3 separate regions of the Homo sapiens genome follow, and regions 1 and 2 are each linked to region 3. A link is an interaction called in ENCODE POLR2A ChIA-PET data of the cell type or tissue named here. Cell type or tissue: CD4-positive, alpha-beta T cell. All regions are shown on one strand.

Region 1 (8,000 bases), 76 kb after region 3:
GGGACTTTTCAAGTCACTTGATATCAAGAAGTGAAGCAGCTTGCATTCTTTCCTTGCGTGGTACTGTTATTAAAAGTTTAGTGCCGGCTGGTGCAGTGACTCACGTCTGTAATCCCAGCACTTTGGGAGGCCGAGGCAGGCAGATCGGAGGTCAAGAGATTGAGACCCATTTCTGGCCAACATGGTGAAACCCTGTATCTATTAAAAATACAAAAGTTAGCTGGGTGTTGTGGCAGGTGCCTGTAATCCCAGCTACTCAGGAGGCTAAGGCAAGAGAATGGCTTGAACCCGGGAGGTGGAAGTTGCAGTAAACCGAGATCACACCACTGCACTCCAGCCTGGCCACAGAGCGAGACTCCGTCTCAAAAAGAAAAAAAAAAGTGTAGTGCCCTGTGTTCTGTGTTTGAACTAGCTCTCTGTCTGTCAAATTGGACTAACTTCAGTCCAGGGGAATGTCAGGTAAACAGAGGAAAGCAATGGCAGTGTACTCATAATAAAATAAAGAAACAAAAGGTGAAAAAGGCACATTGGAATTCTTGAGGAAGGACCCCATTTTTTTTTTTTTTTTTTTTTTTTGAGACGGAGTCTCACTCTGTCGCCAGGCTGGAGTGCAGTGGCGCGATCTTGGCTTACTGCAAGCTCTACCTCCCAGGTTCAAGCGATTCTACTGCCTCAGCCTCCTGAGTACCTGGGACTACAGGTGCCCGCCACCACGCCCAGCTAATTTTTGTATTTTTAGTAGAGATGGGGTTTCACCGTGTTTGCCAGGATGGTCTTGATCTCTTGACCTCGTGATCCGCCCACCTTGGCCTCCCAAAGTGCTGGGAGTACAGGTGTGAGCCACCGCGCCCGGCCAGGACCCCATTCTTGTCAGGGAATGCATTCTCTTTTTAAGACTGTTTTGCCATTGTCAGTGGTAATTAATCTCAATTATTCTTTTTAAAAATATCTTATGAGGAACATGCACAGTAATTATGCATTTGTAAAAGTCCAGAAGGAGAAGCACTGAAAACGGTAAGGGTATTATTTCTGTGTCATGGAATCATAATGCGGTTTTCTTTTTTATTCTATTTTTACATTCTGTTTTTTTCTCTACTGATCATGTGTTAATTATATAATTTCTTAAAAGCTTAAAAAAAGGAAAAGGGACAAATTTAAATTTTGTCTTTTCTGGAAACGGCCGGTAAAGGGGAAAGTGTGTTTATGATATGCCACAAACATATTCTGCAGACACTGGTTCTCCATGGGGTGAATGATATCTATGCTAGTGGCAACGGGATCCATGATAAATAAACTTGGAAAGAATTGCCTTAGACAAAATTATAACTTAAAAAACACATACAACTGGGAGAGTTATTAGAGTTAATATCCTAAAAAGAGGGTAAATAGCATTCCCAAACACAGGGACCACCGATTCCTTTTTTCAAGAAGGAGAACTCTAGACTAGTGTTCCTTGGGAATTGCTGTTCTAGGCCATGAGTGCCAAGGCAAAAATTCTGCTGAAATAAACCCAAGTAAGTGAGGTAGGCGAACTGGGCTGTTGCCAGCCAGGATACCTAAGGAAGTCTGCATTGCCTCTTCCGGCTTTGTGGATCCCCCACAACCTCTCCCATCTTCTTCATCCTGTGTACTCTCCCCTCTGTCCTCACAAAGCTGTGGGAAGCAAGCTGGCAATAGCTGGACTTGTGCAGAATCCTCCCTCTAAGCTAGACGCTGCTCACCTGATATGAGCTGAATAGCATCCCCCAAAATTCGTATGTTGAAGTCCTGACTCCCAATGTGATTGTATTTGGAGATGGGACCTTTGAGAGATGATTAGGTTTAGATGAGGTCATGAAGGTGGGGCCTCAGGATAGGATTAGTGCCCTTAAAGGAAGAGACACCAGCGAGCTTTCTCCTTCTCTCCACCCTTCATGTGAGGATACAATGAGGAGTTGGCTGCCTGTAACCCAAGGAGAGAAGCCTCACCAGACCCTGACACTGCTGGCACCTTGATCTTGGACTTCTAGGCTCCAAAACTGTGAGAAATAAACGTCTGTTGTATAAGCCACCCAATCAATGGTATTTTATTGTGGTAGCCCCAGCTAACCAACACATCATCTATGTTCTCGGCAGCCTGCGCTGTCCTTTTGCGTAATGCACAGCATATCATTCATCCATTCAGTCTGTCATTCTTTCAAAGGATGTGTGCCTTATATGAGTCAGGCCAGGGACAAAGTGGTGAGAAAAAAAAAACACTGTCTAGAAAATTTATAAAAGACAATGAATCAATAAGATTAGTCATGAGTAGATAGTTGTTAAAACTGGGCAATGGACACATGGAGTTATTTTTACTATTTACCCTACTTTTGCAAATGTTTGAAAATTTCCATAATAAATGGTTTTTTTTTTTTTTAAAGTAAATACAAGAATCACACAACTAAATGCACCATTACAACTTTGGCACGTATTCTGCGGAAGAGATCGATGGTGCCGTAAGGTTACATAATGGGGAGAATCACTGTAAGGGATGGTGTGCTCAGATGATGCAATGAATGAGCTGATTTTTATTTTTATTTTTTATTTTTTGAGATGGAGTCTCGCTCTGTCACCAGGCTGGAGTGCAGTGGTGTGATCTTGGCTCACTGCAACCTCTGACTCCCTGGTTCAAGCGATTCTCCTGCCTCAGCCTCCCAAGTAGCTGGGATTACAGGCACAAGCCACCACTCCCAGATAATTTTTGTATTTTTAGTAGAGATGGGGTTTCACCATGGTCTCTATCTCCTGACCTTGTGATCCACCCGCCTTGGCCTTCCAAAGTGCTGGGTCTACAGGCGTGAGCCACCACGCCCGGCCTCCTTTGTCTTATTTATCTGAGGGATCTGAATCAGGGTAGGAAAGAGGAGTCCTATTGACTAAGCCTTCTCAGAGACCTTACATAGATGTACCCACCACCCCTCCCAGGGAGCACCAACCTCTAAGGCTCCCAGAGATGACCTGGACACCTGTCTATGACTTCCAGGTCACTGCTACGCCTCCCCCTAAACTTCCTATCTCTTTGCTTTTAATCCTTGCTGGAAGGTCTGACCCTTACTTTGATTCATTTATTTAATAATTAAGATTGGGAAGATTCTTTTCTCATAGGGTTTACCATTTTATGAGAGGACAATCACAAGAAAGAAGCACATTTTAAAAAAAAAAAAAGATGATTTCAGAGAGTGGTAAACACTATGAAAGTAAAATGAGGCAATTTGAGGCAATGTAATGGAGAATATCTGTGGGCAATTTTAGATTGGGTGGTCAGGAAATGGTATGTCAAAGGACGCCTGAATGACAGGAAGTCGCCATGTAAGCATCTGGAAGAAGGGCATTCTGGACAGAGGGAATAGCATCTGCAAAGGTTCTGAGGCAGGAAGGAGCTTGATATGTTTGAGAAGCAGAAATAAAAGATGTTCTGGCTGAAGCACCATGAAAGAAATGAGCATGACCCAGGGTGGAGTGAGAGAGGTTGGCAGGAAATAGATCACGAGGGGCCTTGTGGGCTGTGGTGAAGAGTGAGGGGTTTTGGTTGAAGTGGAAGGGGAAGCCATTGTTCACTTTCTTGACTAGAAGCTCCTGGAACTTTGGTGTTCTTGACCCTACACTATATTCCATCTACTTTGAACCTCTTCGTGACATATCAGGAAGAAACCTGGGTTTTTCCTGTGATAATTACTGTTCCCATGACAAGTCATCACTCCTGCCAAGTTTGTTCTTGTTTTGTTTTGATTTTTTAAAAATATAATAAAGAATTCATGCTTAACCCAAAGAAGTGAGTCACTAAGAGTAAAATATCAGGCAATTCTGAGGAAAAACCTTAGGGATCCCTTCAGATCTCCAGACTAGGCAACACCCTGCTTGGTGTGTGCATAATTCTAGACTCAGGGACAAGTACAGTAAAAATGGGAAGGAAGAGTAGAAAGAATGGGAGGTTGAGACAGGAGAATCGCTTGCACCTGGGAGGCGGAGGTTGCAGTGAGCCAAGATTGTACCACTGCACTCCGGCCTGGGTGACACAGCAAGACTCCATCTTAAAAAAAAAACACAAAAACTGCTGATTATCTCAGCAAAGAACGCAAAAAATTGGAAGCACATCTCCCAAAGAGAGAAAGAACTCATGCCACGCTCCTGGGGAAATCCCCTTCTTAACCAGTTTAACACTTTTTAAAGGCAGAGCTGAACAGAAAAAGGAGATAAATCATATTATCGAAGCAGTCTTACGGAGGTTTTGTTCAGAGTAGATGATGTTGGAGAACGTGGGTGGGGGGAAGATTCTCGTGCTCAGTTGAAATATATCCCATCCAAACTGAAAAACCCGGTTTTTTTTTTACTCTGTCCTGCCAAAACCCAGCTCCAGGCTGGTGGCTCCTCAGCGGTGACCAATGCCGGCACTGCAGGTGCACACAGAAAGGCACCCACGAGGAAGCGCCCGCACTCTAAAAGCAGCCAGAAATTGCCTTTGTGCCAGGCTAACCCTTATTGGCTATAGAACTCTTCAGATTCATCTGGAGATGAGGATGAGGGTTTTGTTTCTAGTAACTGAGTCTCCAACTAGGAAAAGGCTTCAGAGGTCATAGCCTGCCTATATGATAGGACAACTGGAATTTCTCCTGCTCCAGAATCATAAGGGTCTCAAATTCATAGATCTTTAGAAAACCTCAGTGAGGTGCCCTCTACTCTGCTCTAAGCTGCATACCTTCTAGAGTCACACACTTTCCAAATAGTTCTTGTGCAGCTGGAGGCAGAAGGTTTCAGTATTATTGGGAGCACTTCTTCCTTTGATCTGTGTGCCATGCTATCAGGAGCAGAAATCAGAAAGAAGCATTCTGATTTGCTACTCAGCCAAATGAGGAACCACTAAATCCCCTGGAAGGTCCCTGTCTCTCTTGAAGTGCCACAGGGACAGCTTGGCCCAGAGCCCAGCAGAGGAAGCTGGGAGCCTCTTCTTCTCTCGTTCAAGATCTCTATCTACAAATTGCAGTCTGAAACCTGCCATACAGAGATAGTGAGAGCTATAGACCTGGATAAGCCAGGTACCAGTGCAATCAAAAGTGAACAAAACTATTACAAAAAGCAAGTGAGGTATGCAGGGAAGAAGGAATGTCCCACGCTTGTTTGAGTTTAGTTCCTGTCTGAGCATGAAGCAGGATGGGGTTTCTGAAGTGCCTTCCTTCTCCTCCCCCTTTCTAAGTTCAATTCCTTTCAACTCAACAAACTTCTATTAAATGTCTGTAGTGTGCCAAGCTGACTCTAACATGGTCCCAGGCCTTGGAGAGCTTACGATGAGGTGGAAGAATCAGCTAGCAAGAACAGGGCTTAACAAACTCGGGTCCATTGACCTAATCCTGCCTGCTGCCTGTTTTTGCATGGCCTATAAACTAAAAATGATTGGCCGGGCACGGTGGCTCACGCCTGTAATCCCAGCACTTTGGGAGGCCAAGGCGGGTAGATTACGAGGTCAGGAGTTCAAGACCAACCTGGCCAAGATGGTGAAACCCCATCTCTACTAAAAATACAAAAATTAGCCAGGCCTGGTGCCAGGCACCTGTAGTCCCAGCTACTTGGGAGGCTGAGGCAGAGAACTGCTTGAACCTGGGAGGCGGAGGTTGCAGTGAGCCGAGATCGCACCACTGCCCTCCAGCCTGGGCGACAGAGCAAGACTCTGTCGCCAAAAAAAAAAAAAAAAATTCACTTTTTTTTTTTTTTTCTGAAATCAAAAGAGGAAGTATATGTTGTGGCATATGAATATGATATGAAAGTAAAATTTGAGTGTCCAATGCCCATGTTTCCCTATTGCCCACGACTGCTTTTGCCCTGAGTGGCTGAGTTGGTGCAACCAAGACCGTAAGGCCAGCAAAGCCTAAAATATTTACTACCTAGCCATTGACAGAAAAAGTCTTCTGACTCCTGAGCGAGAATTATGTCCTCAGCAGCTTTTGCACAAAAGATAGTACTATAAGGTCATTTCCAAAGTTAAGAAAAATTCAATGTTACCCAAGCATTCTTGTGTATACTATTATGTATAACAAATTACTTAATGACCTGGCTTAATTGCTTCTCTGTTTTGTAGATTGGGAGTGGGCTGGTACAGTACAGCAGAAGGTACTGGAGATAAGGGTCACGGGTGATACTCATATTCGGACTGCCCAGGTTCAAATCCAAGCCCCACCGGTAACGAAAGCATGACCTTAGCCAACGTGCTTCACTTCACTCTGCTTCAGTTTCATGATCTATAAGTTTGACATAATAAACAATCTACCTAATACAGTTTTCCTAAAGATTATTTCATTAAAAAGGTATAAAGCACCTAAAACAGTGCCTGACACACAGGAAGTATTAGCCATTATTATTATGAGAAACAGTGCATCTTCTGTGTTTCTTTAAAGCTTACTGTACTTACATACCATTGTTTAGTTATTAGTGATGCTGGCTAATATTTACTGTGCTTTTCCGATGAAGTTGGTTTGCTTGTTTGTTTTAAAACAATCCTTGGCAATCAGTGAAAGGAAACTTAACTAGTTGCAAAATCAAGGGGAAACCTCTCCAGGGAAAATCCATAACAAAGACATGACTTAACTTCATTTTCTACAATGTAGACACATACAGGGACCAGCGAAGAGCTAACCGAACAAGATAAGCAGGATGTGTTTTTCTGTCTAACATTAAAGAAGTTTCTTTATGGCAGCTAAATACAGAGCAGAGAATTCAAAAAGTTAAAGGGAGAAATTTAAAAAACAACTGCACATTAACTTTTATAAACAACCACAATAGAATAGAAAAGCTAGTGATTGGCTATTCAAAATAGAATGCAGACCCCTCCAGTAGGTGAAAATGTTATTCAGAACTGTTCAACAACTTTGAAGTTAAGTACCAAGATACTTAATACTACCCATGTATTATATTATTTTGAACTCTGATCTAATTTCAAACAAGTAGAAATGGGAGAGTAATTTAAATGGGTGCTGTGAACCTAATAAAGAACATTTTTGTAGAAGATGCACTAAAAAGCAGACCTCAAACAGTATGGCCACTTTTTAAAGTTATCTTCACCTATAGGAAAAACTTGAGGCCTCTAGACTCTGTGGGCAGACATCAGCATTCTTTGAGGGTACCCTAAGTGCACAAAAACCACTAGGAAGAGCTCATCAGCTTCTGTGAGGCTTGCTCTGTGATCTCCAACCTTTGAGAGACAGTCAACGTCGTGAAGTGACAAAGAGGGTGGTGATCCTGGTTAAGAAGTTACAAACACCAACTCTCACCATGTAGCTATGTGACCTTCAACTAACCATTCACCTCCCTGACCTCAGTCTGCTCATCTAAAACAAGAGGGGAAGCCGGCTGGTCGAACTTTAGGTTTCCTCTAAATTTTCAGACACTGTGACCTTTAAGTTGCAAACTAGCAATATGACTTTTGTCATCTCTGCTACTGTATTTGGTCAACTCTTGAGGGCCGATAGCAGAGGCAGGTGGAAGGAAAAGGAATGGGTAAAATGAGTAAGGCAACTTACAGATATTCTGAACCTTTGTTTTCTCCTGTTAGAGAAACTCATAAGAAACAAAGAAGATTGACTTTGGTTTGACCTTTCCTCCTTCTATTAAACATCTGTCATGGCCAAGCTGAAACGTGCCATGGTCCATGCCCTTAATGGGCTCACAATGAGATGGAAGAATTGTCTATAATTGTGTCCATGGCAAGTTTCTGTACTAATTGATTGTACGATGGCCAGGTAGGAGCCAGGGAAACCTGGGTAATCCATGAAGCAGATCCCTTTAGTTGCAGAAAGTAAAACATGTATAATTTCTTTTGTACCACAATTTGGCATGCCCCATCTGTTTTCCCATCCTCATCTCTCCTGACTTCCCCACTCACCTTCTTAACTTTAGTCAAGCAAATCCACTACTCTGCTTTGCCCTTGCAAAGTTCGGGCTATTTTCTTACACATTAGATATGATACTTGGCTCTTCAGAAGTGGGGATGACTG
Region 2 (8,000 bases), 51 kb after region 3:
AGGCCAACTGGGCATTGGTGCCTGGGATAACCTGCATTTTCTGCACTCTCCTCCTGACAGAATGAAGAGGTGGGGCACATGGTTGGGAGCGGCCTCATTCCCACTCAGTCACCCTTGGAAACTCAGCTTAATGACCTGGCATTACAAGAATCTGCCCAATGTGCTTTGAGGAGGCCATGGAAGCCTGCACTTTAGTGGTGGCATTTAGATGTTCCTCTGAAATGCTAATGAAGAGTTTATTTCAGAATTGCTTACAAAGTTCTCAGACTTGTTAATGTATCACCCCCTCTGAAAGCCAGAGACAATGGCACTGAACAAAGGGCTTGAAGTACCCTAAAAGGAATGATTGCCTTAGTTGAAAGACTTCCAGGGAAAGAGTTTCTAGTTCTCCTTGATGCACCATTCTATTCACTCAGTTCCCTGATAGCCAATACGCTGTTTGTTTCACCTAACCTACATCTCTCCAACTGATTTTAGCCTGATTTTCCCCTCATAGCCTTTCTCAAAATTAATATCCATATCCTCTCTCTCCCTTCATTTTATTCCTCTCTTCTTGGATTAAGGGGAAAAGGAGAGAAGGAAGTTAGGAGGGAAGGAGGACGTGGAAACTAACATTCCCTGAATGCTACCAGTGTCAGGTTCTTTACATGGTTATCTCCTGCAATTTTCACAACAAGTGAAGCAAAGCTAAAGAAACCAAGGCTCAGAGGAGATGAGTGATTTTCCAGAGCTCTTTAATTCAACCCCTTTTTCCCCGTACTGAGCTGCCTGTGACAAGTCAGAAAGACTGGTCTATGGTCATCGCCTGGCTACAGGTTTTAAAAATGACTTTCATCAAATCGTATAATTTTTCTGAACTTGTTTTCTCAACAATAAGATAGGGATTTGTGTGTGTGTGTGTATACACACATACACATACATATATATGCAGATAGATAATAGGCAGATAGAGATATATATATGTTCACATATGGAGACATATATCTCCATATTTGTGTCTGTATACTCGTGCACTCACAAATCCCTATTTTATTGTTAAGAAAAGAGGTTCAGAGAAATTACATATCTTGCTGAAAGTCATACAGAAAGTCCTTTCTGGAGAGATAAGGAAGTGCACATATATTAGAGAGAGAGAGAATAGATCTATTTCCTTTTTCCTCTGGGAAAGGATCTGCAGAGCTCCATCTCCTTTTTCCCCCACTCTGTAATCAACCCACTCCAGTTTGACTACCATTGCATCACTCCAGGAAACAGCGTTCACTGAAGTCATGAGTAACTTCCATGTCGCTAATTCCAAAGGATATTTACAGCCCTTATTTTACTTAAACTCTCGGGAGACTTTCCTTCTTGGAATGCTCTATTTCCATGACTCTCACTACCCAATGCCTCCTAGTTCTCTTCCAACCTTTTTGCCTGCTACTTCCCTCTCCCATTTACAGCCTCTTTTTCCTCTATCCATCAATTAAATATCAGACTCGGTTAAGAAATTATCTTCTCATTCTGGATTCTCATTGTAGGTAATCTAATCCTTACTTCTGTTTCTATCATTTAAAGACAGTTTGTAAATTTTTATCTTTAGTCAATACCTTTTCTCCTTTTGCCATACCTACATAATTAAATCCAACCTGACTCTTCCACTTACATGTTCAAGAGCACTTAGAACTTGAAATTTCCAAAACCTCAGGACTTTTCCTCCTAAAACGTAGTTATTTTCCAGTGTTTCCTATTTCAATCAACAGTGACATCATCCACCCAGTTTTACAAGCCAGATATCTAGATATCATTCTTGATTAACCATCTCTTTTCGCAGGATTGAATCTATCACCAAGTTCTAAGTATCCTCTTCATTTCTATCCTCACAACCCTTGTCCAGCTAACAGCATCTCTTACCTGGACCATGGCTGCTCTTCCAAATTCACCTTGTTCCCTTGTAATCTGTTCTCCACATTGTAGCCAGAGTGTTCTTTAGGAATCACAAATCTGATAATGTTATACTCCTACTCAAAATCTTTAGTAGCTGCCATGGTTTGGATATTCAAACACCCTTGAGTTTGAGTTTGTCTCCATCAACTATCATGTTGAAATTTGAGCCCCAGTGTGACAGTGTTGAGAGGTGGGGCTTAGTGGGAGGTGTTTGGGGCTATGGAGGTGCATCTTTCATAAATGGTTTGGTGCCATTCTCATGGTAGTGAGTAAATTCTCACTCTGGCAAGGCCGATTAGTTCCCAAGACAGCAGGTTGTTAAAACGAATCTATTTTCCTCGGTTTCACTCTCTTGCTTCCTCTCTCACCATGTGATTTCTTTGCTGGCTCCCCTTCTGCTGTCCACCATGAATTGAAAGAGCCTGAGGCCCTCACCAGATGCCTAATCTTGAACTTCCCATCCTGCAGAACCATGAGCCAAATAAATCTCTTTTCTTTATAAATTACCCTGTCTCGGGTATTCTGTGACAGCAACACAAAATGAACTAAGACAGTAGCTTTCCTTGCTCCCATCATAAAACTCAAAATCTTTAGCAGGTCCACAAGGCCTGTCAGGTTTTCCCTCCTGACTCCCCTAGCTCATCATGCCCCATGATTCTTCTCATCCTGTAGTTCCAGTTATTCTCACCTTCTTTTAGGTCTCTGAATATGCCGAGTCTCCACCCTTCCACGGGCCCTTTGTACATGTTATTCCTGTAGCCTAGAATACTCCTCTTCTTTCCCCCAGGAAACTTCTATCTTTTATTTTTTTTGGAGTTTATCTCAGCCATTACTTCCTCGGGAAAGCCTTCTGTGATTTCCTTGACCTAGCTCAATCTTCCTGTTATCTGCTCTCATACCATTAATTACCATAAAACATCTCTTAACCAATCTATACTTAAGCAGCTTCCCAGATTCATCAGCATTTTCCACCTCTCTGTGAGGCATACTGATTGATGTCCGCCTTATCTTGATTGCTGGTGGCTGGGAGGCCACTCTTTAATATGTCTGAATATTTCTGCTTCTTTCTTGTTCAGTTTTGGTTTATCAAGAGTCATTTGTATTTGTTTCCATCAACTTGAAAGTTGTACACATCTTTGTAACTTACATAATAGAATTAAATATTACGTAAGCCAATGAAATGTGAATGCAAATGGTATTCGTTTGTATGAGAACTAAATTGAATAATTTGGACAGACTCGACAAAGGTGAGGCATCAAAACTTGCTACTTATTTAGGAATGGGTAAGACAATTGCGAAAGACTGTGCAGTGGATTATAAAACTAAAGAAGAATTCTGCAGTCAGATTACTTTTCAAGTGTGTCTTCAACTTCTCTCTCCACTTTAAAGAAATGAAAACAGGAAATCATAGATGATGCGTTAAGGGTGTGGTTTAAACAAGAAAGATGACAAAGAAAAAGGCATTGGCTCTGCATCAAAAGATTCATGTAGATATGTAGATATAAATACATACATATACATCGTTTGTGTTAAAATAAATATTTAGGGTAAATAGATATATTTTTTCTTTTTGAGACACAGTTTCACTCTGTCGTCCAAGCTGGAGAGCAATGGCACAAACTTAGTTCACTTCAACTTCTGCCTCCCAGGTTCAAGTGATTCTCGTGCTTCAGTCTCCTTGAGTAGCTGGGACTACAGGCGCCTGCCACCACACCCAGCTAATTTTTGTATTAGTAGAGACAGTGTTTTGTCACATTGGCCAGGGTGGTCTCGAACTCCTGACCTCAACTGATCCGCCTGCCTTGGCCTCCCAAAGTGCTAGGATTACAGGCATGAGCCACTGGATATGTATCTTTTTTAATAATTCCTTTCCAAGTAGATCAAAACCTCCTTGAAAGTAATAACCCTGTTTCCATTAGGACTGGCCACAGAATTTGTTGAGCCCAGTGCAAAATGGAAGTGTGGGGCTCCTTGTTCAAAACATATTAAGAATTTCATGATAGTGACAGCAGCGCGTGAAGCTAAGTGAGGGGACTGAGTTTGAGGCCCTGTGAGACTGCACAGGTTGCATCTCTGATTCCCATCTTTTAGCACAGAACTTGACATACAATAGGTAATTCCTTCACTCGACAGGTATTTTGCATGCAGTATGCTAGGCTCTGCTCTAGACTCTGGAAATACAGTATGGAACAAAAAAGAGAAAAAGTCCTTGCCTTCACGGAGCTACATTTCTTTCTTTCCTTCCTTCCTTCCTTCCTTCCTTCCTTCCTTCCTTCCTTCCTTCCTTCCTTCCCTCCCTCCCTCCCTCCCTCCCTCCTTCCTTCCTTCCTTCCTTCCTTCCTTTTGAGACAGAGCCTCGCTCTGTCACCCAGGCTGGAGTGCAGTGGAGTCCTTACCTTCACGGAGCTAAATTAATTTCTTTCTTTCTTTCTTTCTTTTGAGACAGAGCCTCACTCTGTTACCCAGGCTGTAGTGCAGTGGTGCAATCTCAGCTCACTGCAACCTCTGCCTCCCGGGTTCAAGCGATTTCCCTGCCTCAGCCTCCTGAGTAGCTGGGACTACAGGCGCCCACCACCATGCCTGGCTAAATTTTGTATTTTTAGTAGAGACGGGGTTTCACCATGTTGCCAGGCTAGTCTCAATCTCCTGACCCTGTGATCCACCCACCTCGGCCTCCCAAAGTGCTGGGATTACAGGTGTGAGCCACCGCACCCAGCATCCCTGGAGCTTAATTTCTATTGACAGTGGTAGGAAGTGAGAGGGTATACAATAAATAATAAATAAGAGATATAACTTAGATGGTATTGAGGGATGTGGAGATAAATAAAACCGAGAAGAATAGAGAATGAGGGAATCAGTATGAAACCAACCTAGCAGCCCCACAGACAGTTCTTTTGGATAAACATAAAAATGGACCCTTCTGATCTTAAAGCTTGAAACTTGCATTTGTTTTATCTGAGTTCCTTCCTCAGGAAAGGACCCCCAGGCCTCTCAAAGTATCAAAGAACTAAAACTCACCAGATCAAAGAACTACATCAAGACAATGACACCAGGTCCCCCATTTTGTTTCCTTACCCCTTCCTAATTCTTGTTTTCTGACACATTGTTACATTTCTTCCCTGCTATAAAAACCCCTAATTTTAATTGGTCAGAGAGATGGATTTGAGACTGAGCTCCCATCTCCTTGGCTGCAGCACCCGACAAAAGCCTTCTTCCTTGGCAATAATCGTCTCAGTTATTGGCTTTCTGTGCAGTAAGCAGCAGGACCTAGACCAAACCCCTGGTGTTTCGGTAACAAATAAATATTTGTTAAATGAATGCAATTAATTTCTTATTAAACTCAGAATAGAATGGCAATGTATACTTTGAAACAAATGAAAAACAGACCCAGGGAAAAATCAACACAAGGAACAAATAGAATAAGTGATGTTTGTGCTACAAATTTGGTTCTGAGCTTCCTGGTAACCAAAGTAATAAGAAATGACCAATTACATAATTCTTATCATCAGAAAGAAGGAAGCATACCTATGTCCTAGGGCTAGAAAGAGAGATACAGTATACCTTTAACTTCCTTACAGAACCAGACGACATTGCAGCTGTGAAAATAACTTAAATAAACATAAGGTACTATGATATACAGGGAGGTATTCATAAAGAATTCTTCCACAAGATAAAAGAGAAATTTTTCATTGTAACAGCTTTGTTTTTCCTGGAAGAGTGCTAAGAAATTCATCTTTGTAGGCAAAGAAACTTTCAAATAGGCTAACATCTTAAAGTTGAAATCTAACAATCACTTCAGCCCACAAACATTTCAGCCAGTCTGTACAAGTCCCACCAATTTCCCTTCCTGACCCTTGGTAGAGTAAGAAAAGTGCCCAGTGCCAGGCGGGCAGTGATATCAGCCTCCCTCCACCATCCCAGCTCTGCACCCATTGAAACTAAAGCTGCCATCGCCTTTTCCTTCCACTCCTCCCTCATAACCCTAAGGCCCCAAATAGGAGCAGACCCAGGAAACCAGGTAGATCCATTCTCAGAGACACGGACATGTCTTGTCCACACGCAGACTGAAAGCCCAGAAACTGCCGGCTAAGAGCAGTGGAAAATGGCCCCACTCATTCCTCTCCTTCCTGCCATTCTCCCTGTCTCTTCCTCTCTTTATCTTTAATCTCTCTTGCCCTACATCGCTTGGTCTTTCTCTCTGCTTTCTCTTCTCCTCACGACCACCACCACCATTTACTTAGGGGATGTTCTACATATTGTTAGTTCACAGAGACAGTTGAACAGGAGAGACAACTGAACAGAGGACAGCACATGAACATAGACCAGGCACTGTCTCTGTGCCTGTTATCCTGTGTCTGCATGCCATTCTCCCACACACTGACACACCAAATAAAGATCTGTGTCTATTTCAGAAAGACAGAGATTGATGGGAAACAAATGAATAAAAAGTGCCAGCTGCATTGACTAACATTATCTTTTATCTAGATAGGAAAAAAACAAAACAAAACAAAACAAACCACAAAACACCTCTTTAGATCAGAAATGTCCCAGGACCTTCAAAGCGGCCTAGAGAAGTTGCTTTTGTGAGTATCTTAAGCACGATTTTAAACGAGCCTACAAATTCCCTCAGCCACCTGTTTGAGGCTGTTCTGACACCAAACATCAACTCATGGAGACCAGCTACTGCCAAAAAGAGAAAAATCTAAGTGTTTCTAACAAGGATGTCGCGAGACTATTGAATCTGGTTCCATGTGAATTTCCCTGTAAAATGTGAAAGAAAAGGCATTCTCAACCAGCCACTGTTTCTGGCACTAACAATTGACACAGCCCGCTCATGGGTATCCCCTAGGGTGTGAAAGAGACCCCGTTAATGAGAGAGGAGCTTGCTGCGGGATTTCTATTTCAGGCCTTGTGCTAGTAAATATAACTCTGTTTACACAGACTTGAGTCTGGAACGTGCTTGAGCTGCACAATGGCTGTTTGAATCACACCTTAACGTGGTCTTTGAAACTCTGAGCTGTGGTACGTGTGGTTGTGTCATTTTCTTTCTTTCTTCTCCGCCATGGTGTAATTGGAAACTCTTCTTCCGTGACTTGCATCGTATCCCTGTAAACCAGGCAAGGATTTGGGGACCAAGCCCATTCACGCCCGCACCTCAGGTGATCTCGTGCCTGAGAATTCACAAAGAATGCCCTCCCCTCTCTTCACTGCATCCTGTCTCTAGAGCCCGCGTCACTGCATCTTCCCACCTCCCTGGACACGGCCTTAACCTCATTTTTTTCTCTGGGGCACCGCTGCAGTTCGGGCAGGCTCTTGGACTCCGCAGGAGCCCACACCGCATTGATGCCCTGTTCCCTGGGGCGCACTGCTTGCGGGTGCCCATCAGGACCAGCCCCCGTGGTCTACCGTGGCACACTAATGCATCTGTGAAGCTATGTGGTTTGTTCCCACCCTGGAGTGTCTCTACTGAGCCATTTCTGTTTTTACTAGTTTCTCTGCCTCATTTATCTCCAAATCTTGTCCATTTTACCCTGAATCTCTTTTCTTTCTCTATTTCTGTTGCCAAAGCCTTAGGCTACGTCCTCATTATTGTCTTAATTATTACAATAGCCTACTAATTTTCTCTGCCAACGGGCTCCCTTTTCTAATCCATCCTCAACCTCGCCGGCATAGTTATCATTCTTCTTTTCTAATATAATATTTAGGATCATAACTTTTTCTTTAAGTCAAGGTTTCTTAACCTACGCACCGTCACCATTTGGGGCCAGATAATTCTTTTTTTTTTTTTTTTTTTTTTTTTTTGAGACGGAGTCTGGCTCTGTCGCCCAGGCTGGAGTGCAGGGGCGCCATCTCGGCTCACTGCAAGCTCCGCCTCCCGGGTTCACACCATTCTCCTGCCTCAGCCTCCCGAGTAGCTGGGACTACAGGCGCCCGCCCCCACGCCTGGCTAATTTTTTTGTATTTTTAGTAGACACGGGGTTTCACCGTGTTAGCTGGGATGGTCTCGATCTCCTGACCTCGTGATCCGCCCATCTCGGCCTCCCAAAGTGCTGGGATTACAGGCGTGAGCCACCGCG
Region 3 (8,000 bases):
TACCTGGCTAATTTTTTTAATATTTTGTAGAGATGGAGTCTCAAGATGTTGCCCAGGATGGTCTCGAATTCCTAAGCTCAAGCTATCCTCCCACCTCCGCCTCCCAGAATGCTGGGATTATAGGTGTGAGCCACTGCACCTGGCCCTGTCTCATGGTTTAAAGCATTCCTCCACTTGATGTCTTTCGGATTCAGTTACAAGGAGGGATAAATACACTCCTTACCAACCAAAAGCTCCATGAGCCTTTGGACCTGGCCCTTTGAGTTCTATCCTGCCACACCCCATTTTTGGCTTGTTGAGGAGACCAGCTATTGCTATCGGCTTCTGTCAATCGACTTACCAGTCACTCTGTGTCTCGCTTTTATACCATTACCATGGATGAGGTAGCTCTCTTCCTGACAAAGACCACCCTGTCCATGTGCGCCCCAGATCCCACCACTATCCTAGCATTCTCCCCTCTCTTCTGAATCATCAGCTCTCCTCTCTATACGGGATGAATCCCATGAGCCTTCAGACCTGCTCCCATCTTACACATGCACGCACGCACACACACACAGGACACCGCTCTTAACCCCACTTCCTCCCGTTTCTCTCCTTCTCTACACAGCAAAACTCCTCTAAATAGTTGTTCTTGCTCACCATGTCAGACCTCTCTTCTCCCACATCCTCTGTTGGAGTCATTCTAATTAGGACTTCACAGCACCCAGGCCCTCCTACTCTCTCTCCGATGCACAAACCACCAGCGCCAAAACTGTTCTTATCAAGGTCACCAATCATCTCTTCACCATGACATCCTATGGTCATTTCTAAGTCCTCATCATCCTGGACACCTCAGGTAACACATGGCACAGTTGATCTCTCCATTCTTCTGGAATACATTTTCCTCACTTGGCCTCTGAGAAGACTTCCCCCCCAGGTTTTCCTCCAGCTTTCCTGGATACTCCTTTCCAGTTTCCTTGCTGATTCCATCTCAGGTCCCCACCTTGTAATGTTAGAATGCCCAGAGCCCAGTACTCCGATCTCTTCTTTTTTCTAATTCTACTCTCTTCTTTGGTGATCTCATTCGGTCTATGAGTTTTAAACATAATCAATATGGTTTTGATGCCCATGTTTATAATTACACATGCACATGCCCAATTGCCTATTCACAATCTCTATTTGAATGTTTAATCGGTATCCGAATGTATCAAAAAACAGAACTCCTGGTCTGGATGCCAAACCTGCTCCTTCCACAGCCTTTCCCAGCTCGGTTAATGGCCATGGGTCTGGTTGCTCAAGCTTAAACCCTTAGAGCTTCCTCTCACATGTGCTCTCTCTCTTTTGATGCCTCTGCAAATCCTGTTCACTTTACCTTCAAATTATGTGCAGAATAGAACCATGTTCTGCTGTTTCCAAGGCTACTCCCTAGCCCAGCCACTATGTGACAGCCCCCTAACTGCTCTCCCGCTTCTGCCCTAGCTGCCTACATACTATTCTCAACAGAATTCTCAGTGTTATCCTGTTCAACTATAAGCTTGATCATGTCACTTCCCTGCCTCCCAGGATAATAAGAGCAAAAATCAGTATTCAACACGATGTCCTGCAAGTCCCTCCACAGTATGGGCGCTTGTCACCTGTCAGACTCCATGTCTAATGGCTGTCTCTTTTGCATACTCTGCTCCAGCCATCCTGGCCTCTGCTCGCCCTAAAACATGCCGGGCACAGTCCACCTCGGGGTCTATGCACTTGTTCTTCCCTTCACCTGGAATGCTTTTCTTCAAAAAATCCCCATGGCTTGCTTTCTTACTTCCTTCAGGCCTGAATTGAAATTTCACTTTCCCTGTGAAGAGGCCTTGATTACCTTCTTTAAATACCCCCCTCTCCCAGCCTCAAAGTTTCATAACCATCAGTTACCCTGCTTGATTTTTCCCACAGTCTTATTACCAGTTGACCAAAGATATTTACTTACTTGGTTTTTTCACTTGTCTATCTCTCCTTACTGAAATGTAAGTTCCATGATGGCAGGGATTTTTGTCTGTCTGGTTCAATTCTGAATTCTCATTGCCTAAACTGTGTCCGACATGTAGTGTGTGCATAATAAATACATATTCACAGAGTGACTGAATGAATGGATGGATCTCTCCCTTCAAAATGATATTCAGATTCCCTCTATAGTCTTCATTCTAACTACCAGCCCCCATTCTGGACTTACCCCTTGAGGTCTGTGTTTCTGTGATGTTCTATGCACTGGGTATCCCTCTAACACCAGAACCAAGATGAAAAAACAGATTTCCTGATCCTCAGCCTAGGTTCTGTCCACTCTATGATCTACGACGTGCATATTTTCAATGGTCTGTTAGTGGTGTCTAACCACGAAGGCAGGCTTAGCCAGACATTCTGATCGTGCCCAAGAGTCCTATTTAGAAGGTCATATGAACAGGCTCTCTTGCCCATACATACAGGCTTTAAAAAGTTGAATGATGTTCTTGTTAGACTCTGTGGTTTAAGAAACACAGTGCAAAAGGGAGTCCATTATTGGGAATGGAGGATCCTGGGACAAGCTGAGTGAAACAAGCACACTCTTTTTCGGAACCTCTTAAGATTCTGGGAGGCCCTTTCCAGGGGAATAATAAGGCCGAATTGAGTGCAAGAGACATATCTTTGATTTTCATAACCTTTGCTCCCTTCTTTTCCATATGGCAGAAGGCTTTCTCTCAGAAACCAGGAAAAACAATGGAGTATCAGCATAGCCTAAGGCAGTGCAAACTCAAACATCTAACAGGACCAAGCGGGGAATATAAATGAGGGGGAAGGTGGGGATTGGGGCAACCTGGAGAGGGCAGATCGCCACTACTCCACTTGGCCAATGGTTTCCATGGGGGAAATGTAGGGCCAGAGGTTCTCAAAAGTAGCTAGGATTCTAGAAGTGAACGTAAAATCTCCTAAGTTATAAATGTCGGCAATAAATCTAAACATTTTTTTAAATGCCATAGGGTCCAAAAAACACATCTTTGGGTGGAATGGTTTTGTGAGCTGCTTACCTATACCCGTAATGTAGGAAAAAGCACATGAGCAGTCCAATCACACTGCCTGAGTTTGACCCTTGGTTCTACCCACTGGTTTACAAAGTTACTCTAAGTCACTTAACTTAAGCTTCATTTTTCTCCATCTCTAAATCAGGACAGTGCTTCCAGGACTGACATGAAGATTAAATGAAAGAACGTAGTTGCTACTCAATATTAATTGTCCTTGTTTTTTGGATCTCTGCTCCCTCCCTTTTTTCTCATTGCACAATGAACTAGAAAAAACAGTTCCTCCACATTCTTATTTAAAGCAAACTAAGCAACGCTTTTTATCATTTGTCAGATTTTTTTTTACCATGATGAGCCTAAATACACTGTACTGGTTTCTAATCAGACCTCATTTGCAGCTGTGATTTTTGTGGTGGTTGTTGTTGTTGTACTATTTTGTTTTGTTTTGTTGTTTTGTTTTCAAAGAATGAGAGGACAGAAGAAGCATTAAAGCAACATTCTTTCCAAAATTAAATTCTGGCAATACAGTCTCCAGTGATCCTGACTAGGAAGCAAAGGGAAGACCCCGAGCCAGCAGGGGAAGCCCTCCAGCACTCTCAGGTTTTCAAAGAGCCTTTACAAAAGCACTAAGCAGGGCACATCACCGGAGAAGAAAAGCAAAGAGTGTCACAGGCTTGTAGCCATAGTGTTAGCAAGGCTGGGGCTCAGAATGAGCTGAGACTTGCAAAAAATGCTCAGGAACAGCAAAAAGAGCTTTGTGCAAGTATATTCTGAGCAGGAAGAATAGGGAAGGGCCAGATCCTGTGCTTGGGGCAGATGGTGTAATGCTAGCAGATGACAGATACAAAGCAGAATTATGCAACTCCTACTTAGCTTCCATCATCTCTATCTCTCAGAATGATCTTCAAACTGGAAAGAACAATATAAACACTGCAAAGAAGCAATTGCAGCCCTAGTTATGAAGCTCTTTAGAAAATGAATACCTGGGCTCTCTAAATAAGCTTAGATCTCCAGGCCCTGACAAATTCCATCCCTGGGGACTGAAAGAATTTGTAGATTTAATCATAGAATGATTGTCAGTAATCTTTCAGGAATCTCAGGAGTGATGCCAGAAGATTAGTGATGGGCAACTGTCCGAGTTGTCAAAAGGGGAAATATGTAGGTTTGGGGAACTTTGCACTGTTGAGTTTAACTTTGATCCCCAGCAAACTGTAAGCTGCATTATTAAGGAGTTAGATTACAATCGCTTTGAAAAGGAAGTGGTAATCTCAAGAAGCCAGCACAGGTTATGTAGAACAAACCATGTCATACTAACATCACTTCACATTTTTTTCTTTTTTGAAAGATTACCAAAACTCTCAAGATTGTCCCAGAGGTAGTGAATCTTTCAACAGGGCTTCCGACAACACATTTTATGGTACAATGAATGGATAGGGCCTGGGTGATCTATGGCTTGGTGAAGGCACAGCTAGGCAAACCATTGTATCCAAAAAGCACTGGACAGGCGGGGCCAAGTCAACTCAGAGAGAGGTGTAGCACAAGATGCCGCTAGTCCTTGTTTGGTGCCCGGTTCTGTGAAAATCCTTTCAATGACATGAAAGAGATGCCAACATATAAATATGAGTTGACACAAAATGAAGAAGTCTAAGTAATATGCCGCATGACAGAAACAGGATATGGTGGTTTGCCTGAACAAGGAGCCAAAATAAGCATGATGGAATTTAATGGAGAAAATGCAAGTTCTTCATATTGATTAAAAAAAAAAAAACTCAGTTATTCAAATTATTGACAATAGTTAATGGGAAAAAGTCTTGAAGATTGTAGTTAACAAAAAGCCCAACATGAGCCAAAAAATTCTGACATGGCTACAAAACAACTAGTGTTTGCCAGGTAGCATAAGGGGAATTGTAACAGGCAGAGCAAGGGTGATGAGGGTGCCATTGGCCCATCTGCCTCAGAGCATGAGGGCTTATTCCTGGTACCATGTTTCTTCTTCACATTCAACTTTGTGGTCTTTGTATTTTGTAAATCACGAAAGCAAAATATATTCATAGTAGAAAACTTAGAAGTACAGAAATGTATGAAGAAGAAAACGAAAATTAGCTCTCATCATTTGGAGATCACTACTGTTATCATTTTGGTATATGTCCTTCAAGTCTCTTCTGGAGACTTGTGTTCCATGAGGCACATGGAAGTACTAAAAATGTGGGTTAGGTAGTGTTTATATTCTACATTAAAAAACTAACATTATGTCCTGAATTATTTCCTCAACTTACATATTCTTTGAAACCCAGTTTTAATAGTTATACAACATACTATTGTGTAGATATGCCATAATTTGTTTGAATTGACTTGCTCTTGGACATTTAGGCTGTTTCCACTTAGATGTGGTGGCAGGAAGGTGGCACTAGATTTTAAAAGGGGATACTGACAAAGCAGTGATCAGTCCAGGGAGGATAACTGGACTAGTGAAGCATCTTAGAAACCACGACCTGAGAGGGGCAGTTCAGAAAACCGGGAACGTTTATTCCAGAGAAGGGCACACATAGACAACTCTGATAGCTGTCTTCAAACCCTTGAAAAGCTGTCAAATGAGAAAGGGAGTGAATTAGTTTTGTGTTGTTCCAGAGGGCTGAACTAAGACAAGTGGACAGAGGCTGAAGGGAGTCTGATTTCAGCTCTATTTCTAACAATGCCCACTGTCCACAGACAGGCTGAGCTGCTTTGTGAGGGAGTAACATCTCCATGACAGCAAGGTGCAAGCGGAGATAAGACAACCACCTGGGTCAGGAACTTGTAGAGAGGATTCCTACATGGAGTGGGAGACTGAAATAATAACCTCAAAGATGCCTTCCAATCAGAAGATTTGGTGATTCTTTCTGAGTTATCAAACTGCCTTCCTTTGACCTTGCTCACATGTAGAAATCCAAGTCAGGTAAGGAGCAAAGAAGTCAATGACATTAATCTCACTGCTAGAGTAAGCACTGTAGCTCAGAACTAGAACACACGTCTGTGTACTTGGCCTTGGCTCATATCTAGGTAGTTTTTTACAGTCAGCAAAGCACTTTGCAGATAGAACTTATAGTTTAATTCTTGTAACAGCTTTGGGAAGTAGATATTGACATCATCCCACTATTAAAGTTGAGAAAATTGAGGCCCAAAGTGCTGGAGTGACAAAACCCAGCCATCCACCTCTAGTTCCTTGCCACTTCCCAGGATGCAATGCTGCTGTTCTCTGTGTGAGTTCCTAGTGCACTCTTTGATGGGCTGTGAAGGTTCTTTGTCCTTTACACTCTGTATTTGGTGTCTCTTCGGCTACAATTTAAACACTTTAGGACAAGGGTTTAAGGGCATGTTATTTTTCTTTTGTATCCCATCCTCCCACCGCCCAGTGATCTTTCTAAAATGCACATCCGATCATGCCAGCCCCCTGTTTTGAGTTCCTCTTAGGCTTCTTGTTGCTTGGCACAGAGATGCCAACCCATTTGGGAGGGACTGCGGATCCAAGAGTGGTGCACATTTCAGAATCTTGGGAGGAAGTGAAGTACGACTTATAGCATATAGAAGCAATACAATAATTATTTGAAAAGAAAAATCAAAGCAATTTGTTCATGAATACGTTTGTTTTGCTTACCAGAGCTATATATAGGCAATACTATAATTCTCGACACTTTTAGGAGAGCACATTATTTTGAGGGTGCGTGAGACTTTCATTTTCATCAAAGAAGCCATGAATTTTGTTGTTGTTTGTGGAACCACAATCTCAAAAGTGAAAACATGCCATCTCTCATATCTCAGATTTCCATATATGTATGGGCTTGTGTCTGGACTCTCTTTCGTCTTCTGTTAGTTTGTGGCTTCTGTGCCACAGTCATGCCATCTAATTATCATGGCTTTATAAAATGTTTTGCTCTCTAGTCGGACAGCTGCCTCCACTTCTTTTCCTCCAAAATTGTTTTTGAACCTTTGTTCTGTTACATTAATTTTAATATGAGCATTTCCAGTTCCATAAAAAAAGTATTTTGATTTTGATTGTAATTACACTTGATTAATATATTAAAATTGAAGGACAGCTGACAACCTAATGATATTGAGTCGTCCCATCCATTTATTTGGATGTGGCAGGACCTCTTGGTTGCCTACTCATCAGTACTAGCCCACTCCACTTCCTTTCTTATCTACAGAGAATGCTTCCCATATTAGAGACTGAAAATATGAGAGATTTTCCTATTCTTCCATAGGCATGGCCTCATGACTCAATCCTGGGGGACATGAGATAAAGGTTTATGGGAAAAGTTTGATAACAAAAAAATAGATGTGCAAAGAGATACTTCTTTTACTTCCTCTGGAATAGAGTCATGTGAAGAGGTCTTTACACATAGACTCTAACTATGACATCAATCCTGAAACTGGGAGAGGACAAACCTGAGATAAAAGCCTTGTTGGAGATGCTTCAGCAGAAAGATGGAAAGATCCTGAGTGTTTGATGACATCCTTGAGTTGCAGGATTAAGCAACCCTGAACCTGCCCATGCTGGGCTTCATGTAATGTGAAGTAATAAATATTACTTCAAGACACTTCCTGTTGGATATATGTTACTTGCATGTAAAAACACCTTAATTAATATACCATGTCTTGTTCTATTTCCTTCAATAAAATTTTATTATTTTCTTCACAGGCATCCTACACATTTTTGCAAATATGACATTTTTGAAGATTACATTTCTAATTGTCTATTACTGGTGATTAAGTAGGCTATTGATTTGTTTGTTGGTCTTATATCCAGCTTAGTGATCACTCATTAATTCTAATAGTTTATAAAGTGTCCTACGGACTATTATATCATCTGAAAATAAGAACAGCTTTCTTTCTGCTTTTAAATTCTTATATTATGTATTTTTCTTGCCTTATTACATTAACTTATACTTCAGATACAATATTGAAAAGGAGTAGATATGGTAAGCAGCTGTTTCCTCCTGACTCTGATAG

The links. Peaks named below come from ENCODE experiments on the same cell type or tissue, not always from the same donor. Only the 100,000 strongest peaks of a DNase experiment are listed, where the experiment ranks them.
Region 1: POLR2A ChIA-PET joins it to region 3 with 14 read pairs; 6 of 35 experiments call an interaction of 5 or more read pairs at or near these places.
Region 2: POLR2A ChIA-PET joins it to region 3 with 34 read pairs; 6 of 35 experiments call an interaction of 5 or more read pairs at or near these places.

Annotation. Positions count from the first base shown.
Region 1 is chr12:3,969,298-3,977,297 of GRCh38, forward strand. No RefSeq gene overlaps it. Among named protein-coding and RNA genes, the nearest start is that of LINC03141, 39 kb to the right of the region's middle. In CD4-positive, alpha-beta T cell, no CTCF peak of the experiment used is centred here; DNase peaks (open chromatin) are centred at 3,494, 4,154, 4,404 and 4,924; H3K4me3 peaks cover 532 bases; H3K27ac peaks cover 3,299 bases.
Region 2 is chr12:3,944,634-3,952,633 of GRCh38, forward strand. All of the region lies in intron 2 of LOC105369608 (a long non-coding RNA gene), which reads right to left. Among named protein-coding and RNA genes, the nearest start is that of LINC03141, 63 kb to the right of the region's middle. RefSeq lists an enhancer at 190-703. In CD4-positive, alpha-beta T cell, no CTCF peak of the experiment used is centred here; DNase peaks (open chromatin) are centred at 3,328 and 6,488; H3K27ac peaks cover 5,376 bases.
Region 3 is chr12:3,893,242-3,901,241 of GRCh38, forward strand. All of the region lies in intron 1 of PARP11-AS1 (PARP11 antisense RNA 1), which reads left to right. Among named protein-coding and RNA genes, the nearest start is that of PARP11, 24 kb to the left of the region's middle. In CD4-positive, alpha-beta T cell, no CTCF peak of the experiment used is centred here; DNase peaks (open chromatin) are centred at 3,820, 4,270 and 4,580; H3K4me3 peaks cover 1,160 bases; H3K27ac peaks cover 4,830 bases.